Regions from separate parts of the Mus musculus genome. Here region 1 is linked to region 2. A link is a loop called in an ENCODE intact Hi-C map of the cell type or tissue named here. Cell type or tissue: heart. All regions are shown on one strand. Links, peaks and the distances in the headings refer to the core of each region. The heading gives the core; the rest is flanking DNA.

Region 1 (2,904 bases), core at 309-2,808, 55 kb before region 2:
TCCTCATTAGCACTGGCCAATCGCCTGCTGTGTTACCTCTGCATGGGGGTACCTCTGGGCCATGGTCTTTTATGTCATCTTTCCCTTCTCTTATCTGGAACTACAGAGGCAAACCCTCATTCTCTTGGATGCTGGGGGTAGAAGGAAGCATGAGATCCAAATTCAGACAGTTGCAGGTTTAGTCCATTTACTGTTGCTAAAACAAAACTCCTGAGGCTGGGTAATTTATACAGGCAAGAGGTTTATTTCAGCTTGTGGCTCTAGAGGCTGAGAGGTTTAAAACTGGGCAGCTACATCTTTTATTTGTTTTGTGATGAGGCTGGCCTTGTAGCCCAGGCTAGCCCATATTCTCCTGCTTCAGCTGTCTGAATGAGTGTTGGTGTTATAGGCATGTGCTATTACACCCAAAATAGTTAATTATTCTACAGCGTTGATGTTGAAATCCAGGGCTTTGGATGGACTAAGCAAGCATTCTACCACTGAACTATACCACCCCACAGCCCCTCACTGGGAGATTCTAAGCAGGGGCTCTACCACTGGGCCACACTCCCAGCCCCTCACTGGGGAATTCTAGGCAGGTGCGCTCTGCTGAGCCATATCCTCAACCCGGTAGCCAAGTCTTTCCAGGTCCTCAAGCTGTTTTGCAGCACAGCTCAGCTCAGCTCAGCTCAGCTCAGCTCAGCACAGCACAGCACAGCTCAGCTCAGCTCAGCTCAGCTCACACAGCATCACATGTGATGCCTGGAGATTGGTGGACACATGTGAGAGAGTGAGTGGAGACACCAGGCTCTATTCATAACAACCTGCTCTAGAGATAACTACTCCCGGCTCCGAGGATTAAGTACATTAATCTCTTCACGAAGGTGGAGCCCCCGTGACATAATAATCTCCTAAAGGTCCCACCAGCCCTCAGTACCATCATCCTGAGAACCAGTTTTTCAACCCATGAATTGGAGCACAAATCACTCAAACCGTCTCACAGGCCCCCTGTTAGGACCTTGGACCTGAAACACAATGACACAGACTATGAGCCATCACCAGGGAGCAGTGACTACAGCAGGCAGAGGCCAAACCTGAGAACATGCCTGTTCTTAGGTGCCAAGGGCCAAGCTGGTTGAAAGAAGATTTGCCTCTCGGCTTCCATTAAACCTGTGAGCTCATGGAAGCTTCCAGAAACCCGTGTGTTTGGTTTGATCTTCAGTCTGTTAGCTTGTTTTCATTGGGCAAGAATATCTTTTCTTTCGCTCTGTCTTCAACATGGATGCTTACAGTTCAGGAAGCCTGTTTACCAATCATTTGGGAGACAGAAAGTGAAACTCGCTGCTCTTTGGAAAACTGTGGTTTGGGCTGGTGAGGGAGGGGAGGAAGTTGGTGGGAGAGCGTGAGCGGACCTGTGTATGAGGCTTTAGATTCCACGAGAAAAACAAAACAAACAAAAAGGAAACTGGTTACTAGTTCCGACCCTTCCTCCACGGGTCAAAGGCTGCCTGAGTCTTTCTCAACCAAGCTGGGAAATGGCAGTTTCTTTCCTGTAGTTCCTGGGATCTGCTTGAAGCTTGCTAATTGCACAGGAAGCCACGGGACCAGAGCTGAAAGTCCCTCTTTTGCCACGGGAGACAGTAAGCCAGACTGGATTTGAGCTCTGGCCCAGGCAGCTAGGAGGGCTGTGTCAGTTCCTGCATCCTGCCGGGTTGGTTCTGAGTGACTGAGGCAGGGAGAGGCTTTCCTGCAGTTTGGCTCAACAACTGAGATATTATCTGTAAAGTTGTGCTGCGCCTGGTCCTGAAATCATCAAAGAATTAGCTCAGGCTGACGCAGTTATGGGGTAAATACTGACCGTAACCCTGGTTCCCTTCCACAGTACCCGGGGTTCATCCCCCACTTTATTCTCAAGGCACATCTGTGCCTTTAAGTTCTCCGTACCCACAGTTACAGTGCGGGATAGTGCCTTGAATTCATCAAAGCCAATTACTGCAGTTCATTTTTTTTCAGCTTGGAGTTTTTCATTTTAAGTTGTCATGGGAAAATAACTCTTAATAAATCCCTTTAAGCACAAGGAACTAGGGCAATTATGGACATTTTAAGAATTATTGAAACATTTTAAAGTTTTTTTGATGAATGTTCTAAAGGACACAAGTCATTTTTTTTTCTTTTTTCTTTTCTTTTCTTTTTTTTTTTTTTGTTTTTTGTTTTTTGTTTTGGAAGGGCTTCAATTACTCTCAAGGACAGACACCGGGCACACAGATTGTTCAAATCTAACTAATTATCTGCCTCCTCCCACAACAGTCACACCTTCAAAACATTGAGGTTGGCCCTAATTATCTGAGATTCTCCCACACTAGAATAATTGCACACGCTCTTCGGGGCCATGACAGATATATGTTCGGGATGAATTATAGTAACCAGAGAGGGAAATCAAGTTCTGTTTGTTTAGGTGTGAGTAAAACCTACGGTCATGCATGAAACAGTCACAAGTTGATAGAAAGCTGCTGAAAATGCAAAGGGAGGCACCTAAGACCAAAACCACGTAGGTCAAGCTGACCAATGACGTTGACATTTTAAAATTAACTTTTATTATTTTTATACTATTATTATTATTATTAGTGTGTGTGTGAATGGTATTTGTGTATCTGTGTGTACAGAGGCCAGAGGAGGACAGCAGGTGTACTAGCCTATCACACTCTAGTCCCCCAGGGACAGGGTCTCTTATTGAATCTAAAGCTCACCATTTTGGCTAAGCCTGGCTGGTCCTTGAGCTCCTGAGATCCACCTACATCTACCCCTGTTCTCTCACCAAGTCTGAAGTTACAGGCACACATATCTATGCCAAACCTTTCCATGGGCTTTGGAATTTGAACTCAGCTCTTCATAATTGCATAGCAAGCATTGTTTTTCTTTTTAAAA
Region 2 (2,904 bases), core at 136-2,635:
GAGCCATCCCTCAAATGCTCCCCTTGGTTACAGATAGACCCATGGGGGGAACCTCTTCCTATAGAGCCCCTGCGCCAGGTGCTCCTCAGAGACCAGGTAGGCAGGGATGATCCCCCATGCCAGCAGCATGTCCCTATCCCCAAACCCCCAGTGTAGACTCTGATGAGAACAGTCCAATGCTGGGGTCCCCCTATGTTTGCAGAGAACTAGCACTGCCCTCTAAGAGCTGTCACAGAGATGCAGAGCACTGGTGCCAGGCCAAGACCCACGGAGAGCACCATACTGTGGCCTGGATCAAAGGCAGGCACTCAGCTGCTGCCTGCCTCAGCCCTGTGGGCCTAGGGTTGGGCACCAGGGCAGTAGCTGTAGTGGGTGGGGGAGGGGAAGGAGGAGGCTAGCAGTCATTATCACGCAGACAGCACATGCTTCATTTCACTTTTTGGGTGACCAGTGTCTTGTGATGTCTGTGAGCACTGTCTAGACTAGCACTTTTTAACCATGGGTTGTGACGTCAATGGAGTGGGTGAGGCCACAAAACAGTGACAAACTAAACAGAAGGGACAGAAAGCAGGTGGGAAGGGCTTCTGCTTATGGTAAGGAGGCATATCTACAATATGAGCTCTAGTTTGAAGGCTAACGGTTTTCTGGGATGGGATACTAAAGGCCTTGGCCAACTCATCCAGACAGACAGGGCCTTGTGTTTGCAGAACTCTCTCACCCAAAGGCTGGCTTATTTTCCCCCTAGGAAAAGCTTTGGGAGGGGCCCCCTAGTGGTCACCAAGCATCCCTTTGGAAATAACAAGGCTGGGAAGGGGATAGGAGTTAAGGCTGGCAGCAGGCAGCTAGCCCTGGATGACATTCTCTAAAGTCTACTGGAATACTAGGCACAGAGAAGATGAACCTTGGATTCTCCTCCTCTACCACCACCACCACCACCACCACCACCACCACCACCACCACCACCACCACCACCACCACCACCACCACCACCACCACCACCACCACCACCACCACCACCCCTTTGCTCCCAGCCCTCTGCAGCAGGGGAAGAACCCGGGCACAGATTCACTCTGCCCAGGACCACAATTGGCAGTCTAACCCACAACTAGAACAGGCACAATCATTTTATCCAATGCAGGGCTCAAGAGATGCAGGGTCTTGCTAAAGCCCTTGGTATCTGCAGCCCAGGGCTGAGAATTGGCTCACCTGTGATGGCAATAGCAAGTCAGCCAGGACGACACCCTGGCTCCAGCTGTGACCCAGATGGAGTGACAGCGGTACAGTTCTGGGGGCCCTTAAGTACTGACTATCCTGGGATGAAACTACCCTCATTTCTCTGGGTTTTGATGACCTCTAGACATGGCCGTTACCACAACAGGGAGACTGAGGAGGCCGGAGGCCACAGCAGGGATGGGTAGGGAGGAGGCACTGGCAAACTGCTCAGTGCAGAGCTAGGATAGGCCTGTTCCTAGGTGGACTGCAGGCCCACCCCACACACCCCAGGTTAGCACAACAAAGCACAACCCAGAAAACCTGGCTGTGTCCTGAAGCTACACTGCCCTCTTCTGGCCAGTGCTGGAACGCCCTGTACACCTCAGCCAGGCCTGGAGCACATGTACTCTAATGGGTTTGGAGACAGGGCATAGCACCTCTTATAGGGTGGCAAGCTGCTGAGGAGACATGCCCCACCTGCTTCTCAAATCAGAGCCCCCACTGAGGAGATATCGTCTGCTGTTTGGGGTGAGCTTGCATAGGAGTCAGGAGAAGCAGGTGGGAGAGCCTTGCACAGGAGTGACTCAACCTGGGATGCCCTGCTTCCTGGTGGGTTTAGGCACAGTTGGTATTTTTCCTGCTGGCCAAGGTGAGGCCTTTGTCTGTGGGCTTAAATGCCTACAGTCTGAGGTGGCTGTGGGAGGGCTCAGAGGGGATCTGGGGACGACTCCTTACCCAGAGCCAGTGGGCCATGGCTCCTTCCCTGCTTCTCTAAGCCAGATGTGTTCACACCCACTTGCCTGGAGCTAGATGCAATGTGGAGCATCTTCTGTGGCCTCCCACTCAGGAAGGGCCTCCTGTGATCTTGTCAACACCATCATTATATGAACAAGCTGGAAGCACCAACCAACAAGACTGCCACACTTGGCAAGCTGGGTCATCAAAGCCCTGCCTGCTTGCCTTGAAAAAGAAAACAAAATGCAGTCGATGCTTCATGCAGGGGGTGACCTGACCAGTGGGTTCAGGGGGAACTCCAGGGACACAGCTGGAAGGTGCTCTGGGAGCCAACAGGAAAACTCTGAGAGGTTTAACAGCAGCCACAGGCCATGTACAGGACCCCTGGCTCTGACTGAGCTGACGAGAGGCTCAGACTCTGAAGCCACACACATTCCCATGCCTTCCCTAGATCTACATAGCAGCTGGGCATGGGATCTGGCCCAGAGAAACAGGAAGAGACCTGGGAGCTACTGGCTGGGATGTGGGATGGCCTGAAGCTCTTGGCTGACAAACTTGATCTGCAGCACAGACCAGCCTGAGCAACAGCTAGACCTCACGCGTGATGACTGTGGCCCACAGCTAAGTGGCCTTATCTGACTCTTAGTTCCACCTAAGGTTTACATGAGCACAGTGGTGCATGCCTGTAATCCGAGCACTTGGGAGGCCATGGCGGGGCAGAGGGGGTCCTGGTATAAATTAAGGCCAGCCTGGGCTACAGTGTGAGACTCTAGTTAAACTGTTAAAAAAAAAAAATTGTCCAAATAAGGTAGGCCTGATTTGTGTTGTGCCCTGGCCCAGGGCTGGAAAATGTACTTCAGAGACACGGAGAGCAGGAAGACGTCCAGCCTTCTTGGCTTTGCAGTTCTGCCTCAGCTTTCATGACTCTGAGCCCTTGGAGCCAGGTGATCTAGGAGC

Evidence for each region. Peaks named below come from ENCODE experiments on the same cell type or tissue, not always from the same donor. Only the 100,000 strongest peaks of a DNase experiment are listed, where the experiment ranks them.
Region 1: it touches region 2 in a loop (2.9-fold over the local background); 5 of 42 quality-filtered maps call a loop at or near these places.

What each region holds. Positions count from the first base shown.
Region 1 is chr7:35,079,727-35,082,630 of GRCm38, reverse strand. No RefSeq gene overlaps it. Among named protein-coding and RNA genes, the nearest start is that of Gm35611, 5.1 kb to the left of the region's middle. In heart, for the core only: a CTCF peak has its summit at 1,634; a DNase peak (open chromatin) is centred at 1,610; H3K27ac peaks cover 540 bases.
Region 2 is chr7:35,024,756-35,027,659 of GRCm38, reverse strand. All of the region lies in intron 11 of Pepd (peptidase D), which reads right to left. All of the region lies in intron 1 of Gm35484 (a long non-coding RNA gene), which reads left to right. Among named protein-coding and RNA genes, the nearest start is that of Gm35484, 3.0 kb to the left of the region's middle. In heart, for the core only: CTCF peaks have their summits at 772 (motif pointing left) and 1,562 (motif pointing left); DNase peaks (open chromatin) are centred at 439, 1,229 and 1,559.